2 separate regions of the Mus musculus genome follow, and region 2 is linked to region 1. A link is a loop called in an ENCODE intact Hi-C map of the cell type or tissue named here. Cell type or tissue: left cerebral cortex. All regions are shown on one strand.

Region 1 (8,000 bases):
TCAGAAAAACAAACTAACAAAACCTGCTGCCTGGGACCAGTGAGATCGAAGTGATTGCAGCATGTTGCTCAAGTCTGAGGACCTGCATTCTTTTTTTTTTTTTTTTTTTTAATCTTTTAGGCACTTTTTATTTTCAAAAAAAAAATTGTCGTTAATATATAAACATCTCATTCCCTCAAAAAATTCTCCAGCTAGACAGCTGCATGCTCTGATATTTGCATAGGAAATTACCACAGTAAAAAAATAAGGGAGGAGGCAGCAGAACAGCAGCCGAGTTTCTGATGATGGTATGTCTGCATGGAAACATCCGGGAGCCTTGCAAAACTATCTACACCGTTTGTTGCCTAGTTACACATGGAGAAGCAACTTTTCTAAAAAACAAAACTATAATTTATCAAGTTACAAAAATTGTTTTCTTTAAAAAAAACTTACTAAATTACCACAAGATAAATAATGATACAATATTTCAAACATAATTAGATTTTTAATTAAGTTTGCTTTTGGCATTTTGCTTGTGATTTGCCCTTTGGTTAACAGCATTCATGTCACATGCCTAGCCATATTGCTTATTGGTAAGCTTCCAACACATCACTGATATCAAAGGCAGACAACAAGTCAGTTTTAACAGGTTAACTACATGGCACTAATTTCAATAAAATTACTATGTCTTACTGGATATTTCATGCAAAAATCCGTATAAATTGTCACTTAACCAACAGCACTGCATGGGCAAACGTCCTAGTCTTGAGAGAAACTGCACCGGAAATTCAATGCTTCCATGAGTGAAAACAGAGTCTTAAGTTCAACAAGGAACACAGCCACAACGGGAGAACCTGCATTCAATTCCTCAGCCGCAGTGGAAGGAAAGAATTGACTCCTGAAAGTTTCCCTCTAATTATCACATTCAATATGTGGCACTTGGACACTGTACACATGCACACACGCACACACAAACCCCATAGCTGCAGCAACTTGACAAAAAGGCCCTATTGCTGAAATTAACACCTATTTAACTCATTGAAAATGAAGTAACCTGGTGCCTACCTAGAGCCTTCACCCCTACTGGCTAGTGTTCTTGGTACCAGAAGGTACTCTGTAGCTACCAAGGGAGACACATAAACACCAAGTCAGCTGCAAACCCTTTGATCTACAGTGCTGTCCTGCCTGCAAGATATGCTAGGGAAATGGTGGCCAAAAGTTTGTGGCAATAACCAACCAATATCAAATTTGATTTAAGGCCGACCTCATAAGATTGAACCCATACCCAACATTGCTTGAGTGACCAACAGCCAAACAGCCCAGGCACTTAAGGCACCTGCTGAAGAGGAGACAGGAAGAGTATAAGAACCAGAGGGAATGGAGAACAGGAACGACATGGAGTCCTCTAAGCATGGCAGGTCTGATTGACGTATGGACTCACAGCCTGCAGGACTCTGCACCAGAAGGGGTCCTAGAGCTGAGAGGAGAAGTGTACACATGCCCCCATCCCTAACCCAGAAGCTGTTCTCCAATTGATAGTCACTTGTAAGTGGAAACTTAGTTTTCTCCAAGGGCTTCTCACTAGGGAAACAAACTTCTCTTATGGATAGTCTGCATGCCCAGCAGTAGATGGCTAACAGAAAGCAAACTCAATGGCATCTTTAGAGGTTCCTTGTCTCATGAGGTCATGTCAGGGCTTTTTAAAATTGTATTTTATTGGTTTTATCTATCTATCTGTCTGTCTGTCTGCCTATTTATTTATTTATTTATTTATTTTCAGCCTACAGGTTTTGCAGGCTTCTGGTTTGGGGTTTTTACAGGATTCCTGAATGTGTGAGCGAGTGGATCTCTCGAGTCTATATCTGTTTCTCACACCTTTCTTGGGCTCTTTTCCTTCTGTCTGTTTGTTTTGTCCTATTCCAAAGTATTGGTTTTGTTTTATCTTCTTATATTTTATCTTATTATTATCCCTTAACAGCCCATTTATTTTCTTTCTTTCTTTCTTTCTTTCTTTCTTTCTTTCTTTCTTTCTTTTTTTTTTTTTTGTTTTTTTTTTTTTTTTTTTGGTTTTTCGAGACAGGGTTTCTCTGTATAGCCCTGGCTATCCTGGAAACTACACTTTGTAGACCAGGCTGGCCTCTAACTCAGAAATCTACCTGCCTCTGCCTCCCAGGTGCTGGGATTAAAGGCGTGCGCCACCACTGCCCGGCCTGGCCCATTTGTTTTCTAATGAGAGATAGAAATGGGTTGGATCCGAATGGGAGAGGAGGTAGGGAGAAACCAGTAGGAGCTGGGGTAGGAGAAACTGTAATCAGGATATATTGTATGAGAAAAATATATTTTCAATAAAAGAAAATGCCTACAGTAGGATGTTAGGAGATGTAAGCAAACTATTATTTGGGGGATGACTCAAAAATACAATTATTTTAATATATCTTATTTTTGTGAAATTTTAGTAATAGGCTTTTTGTTATTCTAGTCCTATATGACATATACTAATATATAATACCTTATTATGTATTTATAATACATAAATGTAAATGCAATTCCTTGGAGGTTTTCTGTTTTAGGTTGGGAATAACTGACACAGAGACCTGTTTTGTTTTGTTTTAAAGGTTTATTTATTTATTTTATATATATGATTACACTGTAGCTGTACAGGTGGTTATGAGCCATCATGTGGTTGCTGGGAATTGAATTTAGGACCTCTGCTCGCACCGATTGACCCTCTGGCCTAAAGATTTTATTTATTATTATACATAAGTACACTGTAGCTGTCTTCAGACACACCAGAAGAGGGCGTCAGATCTCATTACTGATGGTTGTGAGCCACCATGTGGTTGCTGGAATTTGAACTCAGGACCTTCGGAAGAGCCGTCGGTGCTCTTAACCACTGAGCTATCTCTCTAGCCCATTTTGTTTTGTTTTACTTACTCACTTTACAATCCACTCACTGCCCGCCTCCTGGTCAGTCTTCCCACAATACATCTCTCCTCCCCTTCTCCTCTGAGAGAAGTGTATTCCTCCACTCTGGCACACCAAGTCTCTGTAGGGCTAGGTGCTTCCTCTCCCACTGAGGCCAAACAAGGCAGCCTAGCTAGAAAAACATGTCCCACATACAGGCAACAGCTTTTGAGATAGCCCCTGTTCCAGTTCTTTGGGAACCATGTGAAGACCAAGCTGCACACCTGTTACACATGTGTAGGTATACTGAGGGCTAGCCCGTGTATGTTCTTTGGTTGGTGGTTCAGTCTCTGAGAGCTCCAAGGGTCCAGGTTATTTGAATCTGCTAGTCTTCCTGTGGAATTCCTAACCCCTTAAGAGCCTGAAATCCTTCCTCCTAATAAGAGTCCCCAAGCTCCATCTACTGTTTGGCTATGGTATTTTTATTAACAAGCTGGAGACCTAAGCTGGGCAGGTTCTGAACTACTGTAATCCTCTAAGCTATTTATGTCCCAGCCGCAGGCCCCATGGTACTTGCAGTTTGAGTCTCCCCCTGGCTTCCTATGCTCCATGTGTATCCTCATGGTGAATGCCTTGGCGACCTGTTCATCACAACTCCTCCTGGATTCTCTGCCTCATGGCCACCTCGCCCTTCTCCCTCCTGCTCTACCTCCTCTCCTCTGGTCTCTCTGGGACCCCTCCCCACTAGAATCAGAAGTCCCTCCCTATTCTCTTCTGACCAGTAACTGGCTGATCAGCTCTTTACTGACCAATCAGAAGGCAATGGAAAAGAATGTTCATGAAACACTGAGGCAGGTGATGCTTCATAAAAATAACGTTACCAAAATCTGGATGGTAGTCAATCAACTCTTTGCAGCTATAGATTTCAGCATTTGAATAAAGCAAAGACAGCATTTACACAGTGCACAAAAAGATTATCCCTACACATAAATATATGAGAATGCATATAAAAATATTTTATATTACAAAATACCAAGCAGTTAAATTACTATCTCCCAAATGAAATAAAATGAATAATAATTGTATAAAATACTAATAGCAATAAATTGACTTACAAACTGTGTGCTATATGCAGAGCCACCAAGGTAGCTGAGTCAGCAAGCACAAATGCTAGATCCTGCCTTTGAGGTTATTAAGTGCAGAGTCAGGCTTATGATGGCCACCTAAGCTTCCCAAGAGTGGAAGCAACAACAGCTCTGTTTGTTGAGCGCTTACTATGTACCAGGCACAGCTCCAAATGCTTACTCATCAAGATTGTGTTCTATTACCCCCTGTTATGTGATTAGGAACCTGAAGAACAGAGAGGGGGATTAACCTTCCCCAGTCACACAGCAGAGTTTATGCTTGCAGCCAGCATCTTCCAGGTCCCTGGCTCTTCAGAGGTGATATTTTTCTTCCCAGTAGTCTAGTTTTAAATCTCAGGAGTCAAATGGAATGACTCTGACCCCCCCCATTCTACCCCAAGATTGTCCTGGATGCTCTGTGTAGAGATGAAGACAGAGAATCCTGAAGCTAGGGGGGGTGGGGGGCACACCCTCATGACATTCATGAAGGCCCTGGGCATACAATGAGAGCTGTCAGCCATGCCTGGCCAGCATGTAACATCAGAGACCCAGGGAGGAAATGGGCAGGTCTCTGAGGGCAGAAGGAATCACAGATAGAACTGAGAGGAGCCAACAAAGGGACAGCAAGAGCTGGAAGGGGCCATCTGTCCTCTACAGTCTGGACTGGCCAAAGCCCTCTGTCCTGGGGGCAAATGAACCCCAGATGAGCCCTTGTGAGCTTTCCTGTCTAATGCAGAGGCTTTGACATGCCCTTTTCCTTGGTTATGTGCTGCGATGGCTATTCCTCATTGTCACCTTGACTACATCTGGAATGAACTACAATCAAGAAATGGAGGGCACACCTGTGATCCAGATCTCGAGGCTAGAAAACACAGACTTTTGATCTGAATCTTGAAGCCGTGAAAAGTTTAGGCCCAGGCAAGGTGGCACATGCTTTTAATCCCTGAAGACAAAGGCAAGCATATCTCTGAGTTCAAGGTCACCCTGGGACAGGGCAAATTCCAAGTAAAGAACAATTTAGGTCCAGGTATGGTGGTACACTCCTTTAATCTGGGCCTCACCTTCTGCTGGAAGTCTGCATAAGAACAATGGGGAAAAGTGAGGCTTCCTTTGAAGTGGAAACTTCTAGTTCTTTAGAAAGTCAGTTATGCCAAATGATGTTTTGCTGGGGCACACAGGTGAAAGGATGTTTGGCTATAGCAGTCACATGAAAGGACACTTGATGACGGAGTATAATTATGACCCCACAGACAGTGCGAGATGAGCACTGAGCTTTGATTCGGTTTGCTCTGCCTCACTGTTCTTTGCCAAAGACACACATGTTCACTTTACATAGCATTGTTGAGCTCAGCTTGTGGTGACACTGCCATTGAGAGAAACTCACCAAAGAACCGCTCCTGAGGTTCCTGTGGCAGCTTGGTGCTTCTGTGGCCTTACCTTAAGCCAGTTGGCAAGCCTGGCGATTTCTTTAGGATTAAACTACAGCTGCCTGGTGTCTGCTTGCTGAAAGGGCTGGACTGTAGCTGGTGGTTTGTGCCTGGTGTCTGCCTGCCGAGAGGACTGGTCTGCAGCTGCTGCTGGGTCATATTTGGTGTTTGCTACTGGACTGAACTGCTGCCCAAGAAGATTAAGCTTGCCCCCAAAGAACTATTGCTGAACAGGTCCACTTCCCCATATTCTAGTAACTTTTCTCTTTCACTCCCTATGCTGGGTGGTGGGCTAAAGGAGAGGTTAAACCCTTATTAAAAATAGGTTGCAAATATTTATGCCTGCGTTCCTTCTTTGCCTGCCTGCACTTACTTGCCAGCACATCTGTTGGAGTGTACTTCATGACTCCAGCTTATAGAGAAGACCAGCTGAAACACCTAGCCTTGTGGGACTGAGCAACAACTAGACTTCCCATTCACAGCTGCCCATTGTTAGGTTAGTTGGACTGTTGTGCCAGGGAAGGGTTGAACTCCCAAAACACAGACATAAGCCGATCACAGCAGGGTCTTTATTCTATTCGAGCTAGCTCAGGCCCCTCCAATGCACCATTGTCACTCAGGAAGGTTTTGGTGGTGGAGGAGCCTTGAATATCTATCGGGGCAAGGCTTAATAGTAAGCAGCAAGGGGGTGGAGTGTGCAAGCATCTAATTGGAAAGCTGCTGTAGCCTTTAACACAATTGGCTGGTGTTGGGAACTATATTATAAACCTAATTTCTGCTTCCCTCTGCATTGGTGATCATTGAGCAGGGAGTGGGCTTGTAACCTGGGGTTGTAGGTTTGTTGGGAGAATAACCTGGAGACGCTGGTCTTGTGGGGATCAGCCTAGAGACTGGAGCTAGGCTCGGGTTTTGTTGGTGGCAGCTTGGAAACTAATGCTAGGTACCAGCCTGTCAGTTGACCTGAGTTGAAACTTAGGTCAGGTTCTCTAAAATGGAGTCTAAACTTAAAAGATTTGGCCTCTCAGGACTACAGACTGTAAGTCATTCCAATAAATCCTCTTAATATATAGAGACATCCCATTGTTTTGTGGCTTTAGAGAATCCTGACTAATTCGCATGCCCAGTTGCTGTAATGCTACATCCTCAAAAGGTAAGGGACTGTGGCGATTTGAATGAGGATGACCCCTAAGCTCATGTCCTTGCTCTCACATTTGGTGGAAATGTTTGGGAAGGGTTAGTAGTCTAGCTATGGTGGCCATTCTTGGTTTTCATTTGACTACATCTGTAATTAACTAAAACCCAAGCTGTTTGGCACATCTCTAAGGCAATTTTCTTGATTAGAACATTTGAGGTGGGAAGAGCCACCTCTAATCTGAGCCACGCTTTCTTGTCTTTTTTTTTTTTTTTTTTTTTTTTAATTCAACCCAGAACCCAAACCTAGTAATGGCGCCACCTACAGTAAGGATTAGGACTGATCATTCCACTTCAGTTGATTTATCCAGATTATCGCTCACAGGTGTACCTTGCCTCCTGAATGACAATATTAATTTTCATGTCCCTTAAATCCCTCTACCACTCAAACACCTTTCATGGCTCCCTGTGGCTCACATGAGGCATGTAACCTGGATGTTTGGTGAGGCTCAGACAAGGTGACAAGAAAATTTTATTCCTGGAAAGGCACAGGTGGGTGGATGGATAGGAGAGTCCCACGCCAGCTCAGAGATCACTGCGCGCCTGCGCTGAGCGGCTCCACTTTCAGCCACAGCCCGCCTTCTGCGCGCAGGATCAGCTCCGGCTTCCTGCGGGGCTCCTTGTCATCCGGCAGAACGCGGAAGCGCAGCAGAGTCAGCGCCAGAGCTACTTTCATCTCGCTCATGGCGAAAGTCTGTCCTATGCAGTTCCTGCAGGAGGGCGGGGTGGGAACTCTGACTGTGCCCAAGACCCTACCCAGGACCAACACAGCACTAGAACCTGGCCCGAGTCTGAGGTTTCTGGGACCACGCAAGGACGTAGACATCCTCAGAGCCAAGCCTTGATCAATAGCCGAAAAGGCCAGGGCGGGATTCTGAGCACAGAGGACTCTTCACCTTCCCCTCCCTGGTTCCCAAACCTTTGCACAATTCTGTGCAGGGAGGTAGGGAGGAAACGCTAACCTCCAAAAAACCCCAACTCCCCCGTCCTCACAGTCAGCCCGAGGCCCCTGCCCCTCAGTCCTAGCCTCACCTGGGCCCAGCCGAGAAGGGAATAAAAGCCAGGGGTGACCTGCCCTTGACGTTGTCGGCATCAAAGCGGAAGGGGTCATAGACCTGCAGGGGACATGGAATCATGGCGGGTGAGAACCAATTGCCAGCGTAGCCAAGAGCAGAGTCCTCAGTGTGCATGGAAGGTCAGAGTTGATTTATCTACCTCCTGGGATGCAATGAGGAGTAGTCGTAAACCCTGGATTCCATCCCAGCACCAGCATAAAACTGATGGCTGCAAACCTGTCAGCAGCAGGAGGCAGGAGGATCAAGGGTTCTGGGTCAACTCCTGTGTAAGGACTTCCAGGCTAGCCTGGGATACCTGA
Region 2 (8,000 bases), 280 kb before region 1:
CTTCTCCTTCTCCTCCTTCTCCTTCTCCTCCTCCTTCTTTCTTTAATGATTTGTTTATTTATTATATGTAAGTACACTGTAGCTGTCTTCAGACACACCAGAAGAGGGTATCAGGTCTCATTAAGGGTGGTTGTGAGCCACCATGTGGTTGCTGGGATTTGAACTCAGGACCTTTGGAAGAGCAGTCAGTGCTCTTACCTGCTGAGCCATCTCGCCAGCCCCGCTGGTCTCTTCTTCTTCTTTTTTTTTTTAAAGATTTATTTATTTATTATATGTAAGTACACTGTAGCTGTCTTCAGACACTCCAGAAGAGGGTGTCAGATTTTGTTATAGATGGTTGTGAGCCACCATGTGGTTGCTGGGATTTGAACTCCGGACCTTCGGAACAGCAGTCGGGTGCTCTTACCCACTGAGCCATCTCACCAGCCCCCGCTGGTCTCTTCTTAATCACCACTAATTTCTTAGCTTCAGCTAACCAGCATCAATAGTACCAGTAGTCTCCCTCTCTTGACTATAAAGCCAGAGCTGAAGTTTCCAAGTTCTGCTGCTTGTAGGAGCTTTAACTAACATGGCTTCCTTGTTCTATTACATTATCACTAGCTTCCTCTTTTCCAACTCCTTCACTGCCTAAGCTTGGCTGTCCTGGATCTTGCTCTGGACATTGAACTTGAACTCAGAAATCTGCATGGTTGTGTCCTGGGATTAAAGGTGTGTACCACCATGCCTGGATTTAAGCTTTTCTTCACCTAGAACTTGCTCTGTTTCAGGCTGGCCTTGAAGTCAGAGATCTGCTTGTTTTTATCTCCTGGGATAACACACACACACACACACACACACACACACACACACACACACACACACACACACACAATGGTCTCTAGGCCACACATTCAAATTCTCCACTGAAACCTCTTGGGCCAGGTCTGCACAATTCAAATCACTCTCAGTAACAAAGTCTTCCATATTCCTACTAGGATATCCCACTAAGCCCTATTTAAAGCATTTTCCACTGCTTTCCAGATCTAAAGGTCCCAAATCCATATTTTTCCAAACAAAAGCATGGTCAGGCCTATCACAGCAATACCCTAGTCCCTGGTACCAACTTCTGTCTTAGTTAGGGTTTTATTGCTTTGAACAGACACCATGGCCAAGGCAACTCTTATAAGACAACATTTAATTGTGGCTGGCTTACAGGTTCAGAGGTTTAGTCCATTATCATTAAGTTGGGAACATGGCAGCATGGTGCAGGCTGAGCTAAGAGTTCTACATCTTCATCTGACGGCTGCTAGCAGATACTGGCTTCCAGGTAGCTAGGATGGGGGTCTTAAATCCCATACTCACAGTGACACAACTACTCCACAACTGCTTCCAATAGTGCCACTCTCTGGACCAAGCACATACAAACCATCACAGCTGGGAAACACGTGCAAACCTGTGCTGCAGGCTGCTGATGGTGACCCCCAGGCATGGGGTGGGGGGGAATGCTGATGGTGACCTACCACGTAGTGTCTGTAGGGCCATCAACAGGGTCCAGCCACCAATCTACAAACACAGATGAGAAGGGTGGAAAGACAGGTCTGGTGGTACCTGCTGGGATCCCCCTGCTGAGACCCCACTTTCCAGAGACTGAGGAGGGGACCTTACAAATGGGAAGTTGAGGCATGGAACAATATATGAGATAGTCCAGGGCAACTCAGACCCCATCTTAGCAGAGGAAGATGGGAAGGCCAGAGAACAAGAGGGTTTCAAGGCATAGCCTTCCTTTTTCTTATTTATAACACTAGGCAGTGTTCCACCTGAGCCTCCCGACCCTCACAGGGTGGCGGGGGGGATTCTGGGTAGGAGTAGTCCTCCTTCCACTCCACCCCTCCCCGCCCCTGCCCCTCAGCTACACTCCCAGCTTCTAGGTTATGGATCTGCAGTCCAGTCTTGGTCAGGGATCTTCAGAGCCGTAAGGTTGAACCGAGGTCCCTGAGGTCCTTTGAGGTTCATGACCTGCTGGTTCTCCAGTAGAAGCTAGGAAGCTGGAGTACTGACGTGGATCACACCCAGTCTTCTCGTGCATATGTCAAGTGCTCGGCCTCCCCACAGAACCTTGACCAGCCAGTCGCAGATAAACCCGAGTTGCACTCACATCCTTCTGGTTACTATGGCTCGCAAGAAATGTTTTGTTTGTTAAAACTAGTTCTACTTTCATTCATGTATCTTCTTCCTACATCCACATGAGTGCAGTGCCCTTGGAGGCCAAAAGAGGGCGCAAGGTCCCTTGACTCTGAGTGCTGGGAGGACAATCAGGTCCGGCCTTTCAGCTGCTGAGCCTAGACTATCAGGAACTTTATCCTGCTTCCCACCCTGTCTGTCCCTGAGTTGACTGCTGGCTTCCTCACCAAGCCCAGCTCTCCCTCAGGTGCCCGTCCTTCTCTAGTTTATACACTCCTATGTATACTTCAGAACCCTCTAGGTAGCAGTTTACTTCTACCCCTTTGGAGGGCTCAAATATAAGATATCCTGCATATCAGATATTTACATTATGATTGACAACAGCGGCAAAAATCACAGCTATGAAGTAGAAATGAAATAATTTTATGGTTGGGGGGTCACCACAACATGAGTAAGTATATTAAAGGGTCTCAGCATTAGGAGGGTGGAGAAGCAGTGTTCTAGGGGTTCATCTACTTCTCCCTCCCTGTAGCCTAGCTGTGTGTCAGCAGGAATAGGCAGCTCACACAGCCCTGGAGATGAACCGCACAGTAGGTATCAGCTCCTCCTTCCCCCCTCCCCATCCTTCCCGGTCTGAACCGGAAAGAGGATTCCTCTTTATTTTGTTAGAAAACTGTTTATTTAAAGAATACTAAAGGCCAGGGCCTGCTTGTGGACGGAGGAGTTGGCTGAGCCAGGCTGAAATGGGTGTTCCTGTCCACGGAGTCCAGCCTGGGGGAGCCGGCAGAGGCAGGAGAGCAGGCAGTCCCCAGCACTAGGAACCTCAGCAGCTGACGAGGTACATCCCTGTGGGGATAAAACAGCGTGGGGGCTTGCGTGAGCTCCCCCTCCCGACTACCCACCCCACCCTGCTTCTCCAGCCCCAAAGGGCAGCAACTACCTGTAGCGAATCTCCGCTTCACCAGGGACATGCGGTAGCCACCACCTAGCAGCTCCAGGTCCAGGCCAGACAGCGTGGCGCCCTCACTGGTGAATTGTGCGGCCACGGGGCTGGGAGTGCTGGGCCCCGACTGCGGCTGCCAACTGGCTGACAGGTGGCCTGAGCCTACGGGGTGAGGGGTCAGCCTCGACTAAATCAGACCTCGCATACCCCTTGCCTAGACCACGGGTCCAGGATGTGCTCCTGTCACAGGCTCTTTGTCACAGGCTCAGGATACAGGTGGTCCTGTATCCTGAGAACCCTCCTCTAGAATTCGTCAGTTCCCACGAACTATGTCCAGTTTTAACAATCTGCCCACCCGCGATTTCTCCCACGCAGCAGCCCTCATCAGAGCTGTGACTCACCCCCTGCCTCACACACATCTGGAAGCTTCCACGTGAACCTCTTTTCCTCTGTGTTCCTGGTGGCAAGGAATCTGGGTCAGACTCGACAGAGAGGTCTCTGGCAGTCAGTTAACTGTGTAGCCTTTGCAAACCCATGCCCAGCCAAGCCTCAGTCTCCCCACCCGTGCAGGGGTGTGTCGTGGCACAGCTATCCCAGGGCTCTTGTTGGCTGGCTTGTATGTTCCCAGCTGGGCAGGGTGGCTTACCAGGTGGCCGCAGGCTGCAGCCGCACACTGGTCACCGGCTCCCCCACGGGCAGGAGGATCTGGACATTAGTGAGTGGCGTGGACACAGCAGTGGCGCCCGCACGGTAGCTGTACTCCACCGAGACCCGCGTGAGTGTGGGCCCGCACTGCCAGTGGGCGCTCATTTGCAGGGGCACTGACTCAGGTCCAGGGCGGGAGAACTTAGGAACGAAAAGACAGAGGTGGCTGGGCGACATAGCCACGGCCGGTCACAAGGGCTATGCTGCCCCCAGCCTAGTCCAAGCAATGTGCAACCACCAGTATCATACGCAGTACCGCGAGTGGCCAGCAGAGAGCAGGAGAGCTCAGAGGACACAGCACTATCTATTATTTGCATTATTTATGTAACCCGCCCTCGCCCCGCCCCCGCGCAGCCCCACCTGGTACCGCAATAGCACCAGGTTGTAGTAGGAGGCGGTGGGGTTCTGCTCAGCCTGGTGCTGTAGGGCCTCCGTCAGCGCCGCCATATTCAGCCAGAAGTCTTTGGTCTCCGGGTCACTCTGGGAGGGGTCACTGTAGAGACAGGGACAGAATATCCTCACCCCTCGGGAGACGCTCTCCCATTCCAGACTGGGCTGCTGTGGGTGCAGTAGTAGGTCCAGAGAGGAACAGCCACTTGCCCCATGCCACACAGCAACTAGCAGGGGGCGCTATAGGCATTTAAGGCCCTGGGCCCCTGGCTCCACTGACATCTGGGACCCTCTCCCACGGCCCATGCAAGGCACCTGAAGATCAGGTCAGCGTTGGGCTGGAAGTGTTCTACAGGGGCCGTGTTCACCAGCCGGAAGCTGAGGACAGGTGGTGGTGGGGTGCCACTGAACACACGCACAATGCCCGCAGGGAAGGTCATGGTTAACTCCCCGGTGACTCGAGCCAGGCAACTAGGAAACCAGGGACAGTATGGGATCAGGGCTCCGCTTGGCACTGGACCCTCCTGGTTATACTTGCAGCCAAAGCTCCTGTGGGGCTCTGATTATTCTCAGCATTGTCTCCCCAACTTCTTACTCTTCCTTCCCTGCCTGGCAAGATGAATTTCTCCAACCCAGCCTACATTTAAGTACTAATGAAAGTACCATCCCTAGATCCTCTTCTCCTGGGCCACTAGGAGTCCCAACCTAGAATCAACTGGGTGTTCTGAGCATCCCTAGGTTGGGTGTAGAGTCTAACACTCTACTCTTCTTTGTGGCTTAATGCTAATGTCTCCTCTTGCATATGGCAACCCCAGGGAGGGCAAGCCAGCTTCAGAGCCCCCAGTTCACCCTTGACCTGTTTCTACTACAAGTCCCTTTGGCTCAGTGCCCATGGACTCCTTAGAATGGCCTCAGGATTGCTAGCCTCACACAAAAGCCCTCTGGTTGACCCCACACTTGCCATCACTGCCTACCTGGGGCTGTGGCCACGGAAATAGGCATGGACATACTCAGTGAAGGCTGTGGCCACGGGCAGGGCGTCCTGAGATCCCAGGACCACTGGGCTGGGGCCACGGGAGATGCCTGTGGGAAGGTTAGGGTCAGAAGCAGGGCAGGCCTCACCCACTCAGACACCATCCCAGACAGAGAAGGGGCCCGAGGCTCCAAGGTTCCCCACAAACCATGTCCCATCTGGGTGGAGAAGCTAGGCCGATCGGGGGGGATGGTGGGGGCAGAGGATCCCAGTGGGGATGGGCTGAGCGACCGGCACTGGAAGACAAGAGAGAATGGGGCTGTGAGCTACCCAAAGCTGTCTGCAGGGGCAGCTTCTGGCCTCTTCCCAACCTGGAGTCATCAGCCTATCACCCACCAGGTCCCCATTGCTCCTGGTGAGTGGGCAGGACACTTTCCTGGACCGTGGTCTTCTCAGTGTGGCAGCTAGGCCCTCCCTGGTGGGGTCAGCCGGCGTCAGTGAATCTAGAGGAAGGACACGGCTGGACTGAGACTCCCAGGAGTTGAGAGTATTAACCCTCAAGAAGAGACAATGTTTCAAGGGTTTCTGGCTAATACCCTAGGCCCCAGATGTGCTCAGATGGGTAAGGGAGGGTGCTGTTACTGGGTCTGTACCAGGAAGGACTGATGGGTTAGGAGGTGGGTAAGCCACAGATCTGGTGATTCAGTAGCCTACATCTTCAGAGTGACAGAGTCCCCCACATCAGCTGTGCCTCTGTCGGTAACTCTGATGTCCCACCCCCTTAGCTCTGTCAGGAACCAGATTCTTTCCCTTGCATGCCAGCTAGCTGCCTGAGTTGGCTTCCTGCTTCAATGACATCTCCATCCATTGGTGGCCACAGGATCCACCCGCACTTTCTCCAGCACAGGTGTTTAAGCTCACCCCCTCCTCATGGGGACCAACTTAACATCCCCCTCCTGCCTCAGGGCCTTTGCTTGGTCATCAGATGGTACCCCCTATGAAGGCCTCCATCTGTGCCCAGCTTGCCTGGGACACCTGCTGGGTTCCAGCTTACCTGCACCTCCCTCAGGCCCCCAGGGACCTGGTGAGGGTGCACGGGGCATTAGGCCCCTGGGCTCAGGGTGCTGTGCCCTGCAGGTGGGTGGGCTCTGCGGGGTGCCTGGCCGGGGGACCCAGGACTCAGGTGACGGACCAGGGGCAGCATGTGACGGAGAATCCAGGCCCGAGTCCTCCACATTCTCCGGAGATGAGGATGAGAAAGGAGACGGGCTGGATGTGAAGCCCAGGCTGCTGGAGCCTAGGAAGGAGGGCACAGTCAGAGGTCACCGTAGTCCATGCCTAGTTGTCACCGCCAATGTCCGCAGACCCTCCACTCTGTCCCTGCCCCCTAGTCGAGCCTCCATGACTCCCATTCCAACCAAATCCCCACCCAATATGGCCTTCTGCCCCTCCTGCTGTGCACACCCCCTCTACCTGTGAAGTCATCGTGGTCGAAGGCGGACTCCAGCGGCGGCCCAAAGAGGCTCTTGGATAGTGGCTCCTCCGAGGCCAGGGGCTTCTCTGCGCAACTGGGAACAGCGACAGGAGCGAGTTCGAGCTTGCTACCTTCCCACAGGCTGTTCCTGTTCCCAGCGCGTGACTTCACCCGCAAATCCTAGGCCTTTCGGGTTTAGTAGTTACATCTTCCCCCAGGACCCTGCCTATGCAGCATGGCCACATCCCACTCATCCGCGCATCCAGAATTTTGACCCTTGTCTACAGGCTTCCCAGAGCCAGCACAGCACAAGTACACAGCTGGCACTTAATAAGTGTCCAATAGCTGGACCTTAGGCCAGGGTGAGGGAGCTAGAGGCAAGGACTTGGGGCCCATCTGCCTGCTCCATCATGTCCCGGTGAGACCCACCTGCCAGTGCGTGGGGCCGAACGAGGTCTCTGTGGCTTCCCAGAAGTGTCCCCTAGGATGGACAAAGCCTTGAGTTTCTGTCCCACTAGGACCATAGCTGGCATTTGTCAGCCACAGGCCCAAGGTCAGCAGAGGGACTGAGCTGGCGGTAGCTCCGTGCATCTGTGTGGCCCAGGCTAGCTGAAAAATCCTGCCTCTGCCCCTGCCCCTGCCCCTGCTCCTGAGTCCCGCTTGGCTCTAGGTCTGGCCCTGCTGCCAGTCCAGTTCCCGTTGTGTAATGATGCTGCTTTGTAGAAAAGGCGAGCAGCTCAGCAGCCATCTCCAACTAACTCTAACTCACAGCCATTCAAGGAATTACTCAGTTCCCTCCAAGGCACTTCCAAACCCAGCCAGCTACTCACGTGATGAATGACGTTTCATGGTGCCCTGCGGAACAAAATCAAGAATCAAGCAACACTAGGCGCAGCTGCATCCAGTTGTACCCCCGTGCCCACACGTTAACAACCCCACCTCACCCCTGGGCCTGGAGGGAGGATGAGGCTGCCAGCCGTGGCCCTGAGCTGGGCAGCTGCAGCCTCAGAGCTGCAGGCCACGGCGCGGGTGGGGGCGGGCTTGATGTGAACATAGAACTTTCTAGGCTCCTCATCGTCAAAATCAGAGTCACTAGAGGAGAAGCGTGGGGGCTCAGCCCCATGTGGGTTGCTGTCAAGGAACCAACCCTGAATCTGACCACATTCCTCCCACCCAGAGGTCCTGTACAGTATGCCCAACCACTAAACCACAACACTGGTGCCCTTCCTCCAGGATGCTGCCCTGGATTTTCCCCCAGAAAAGTCCATCTGTCTTGCCTGTCTGTCTTTATTTTGAAATAGAATCTCTCTACATAGCCCTGGTTGGCCTGGAACTCACAGACTGGGATCACATTC

The links. A loop is a pair of places that touch in the nucleus more often than their neighbours do. Peaks named below come from ENCODE experiments on the same cell type or tissue, not always from the same donor. Only the 100,000 strongest peaks of a DNase experiment are listed, where the experiment ranks them.
Region 2: it touches region 1 in a loop (2.1-fold over the local background); 4 of 42 quality-filtered maps call a loop at or near these places.

What each region holds. Positions count from the first base shown.
Region 1 is chr8:71,981,403-71,989,402 of GRCm38, forward strand. Cyp4f18 (cytochrome P450, family 4, subfamily f, polypeptide 18) reads right to left here. Exons shown (of 13, transcript NM_024444.2): 12 at 7,658-7,740; 13 at 7,080-7,335. The coding sequence ends at 7,158. Among named protein-coding and RNA genes, the nearest start is that of Gm51535, 19 kb to the right of the region's middle. In left cerebral cortex, CTCF peaks have their summits at 3,360 and 6,890 (motif pointing left); DNase peaks (open chromatin) are centred at 3,320 and 7,198; H3K4me3 peaks cover 1,011 bases; H3K27ac peaks cover 696 bases.
Region 2 is chr8:71,705,826-71,713,825 of GRCm38, forward strand. It overlaps Fcho1 (FCH domain only 1), which reads right to left. Exons shown (of 28, transcript NM_028715.3): 15 at 7,590-7,768; 16 at 7,476-7,500; 17 at 7,075-7,126; 18 at 6,645-6,739; 19 at 6,226-6,468; 20 at 5,568-5,674; 21 at 5,380-5,467; 22 at 5,173-5,281; 23 at 4,514-4,669; 24 at 4,169-4,301; 25 at 3,750-3,949; 26 at 3,505-3,560; 27 at 3,101-3,265; 28 at 2,562-3,006. The coding sequence ends at 2,984. Among named protein-coding and RNA genes, the nearest start is that of B3gnt3, 8.0 kb to the left of the region's middle. In left cerebral cortex, CTCF peaks have their summits at 2,245 (motif pointing right) and 4,075 (motif pointing right); DNase peaks (open chromatin) are centred at 2,244, 3,501, 4,087, 5,951 and 1 more place; H3K27ac peaks cover 4,216 bases.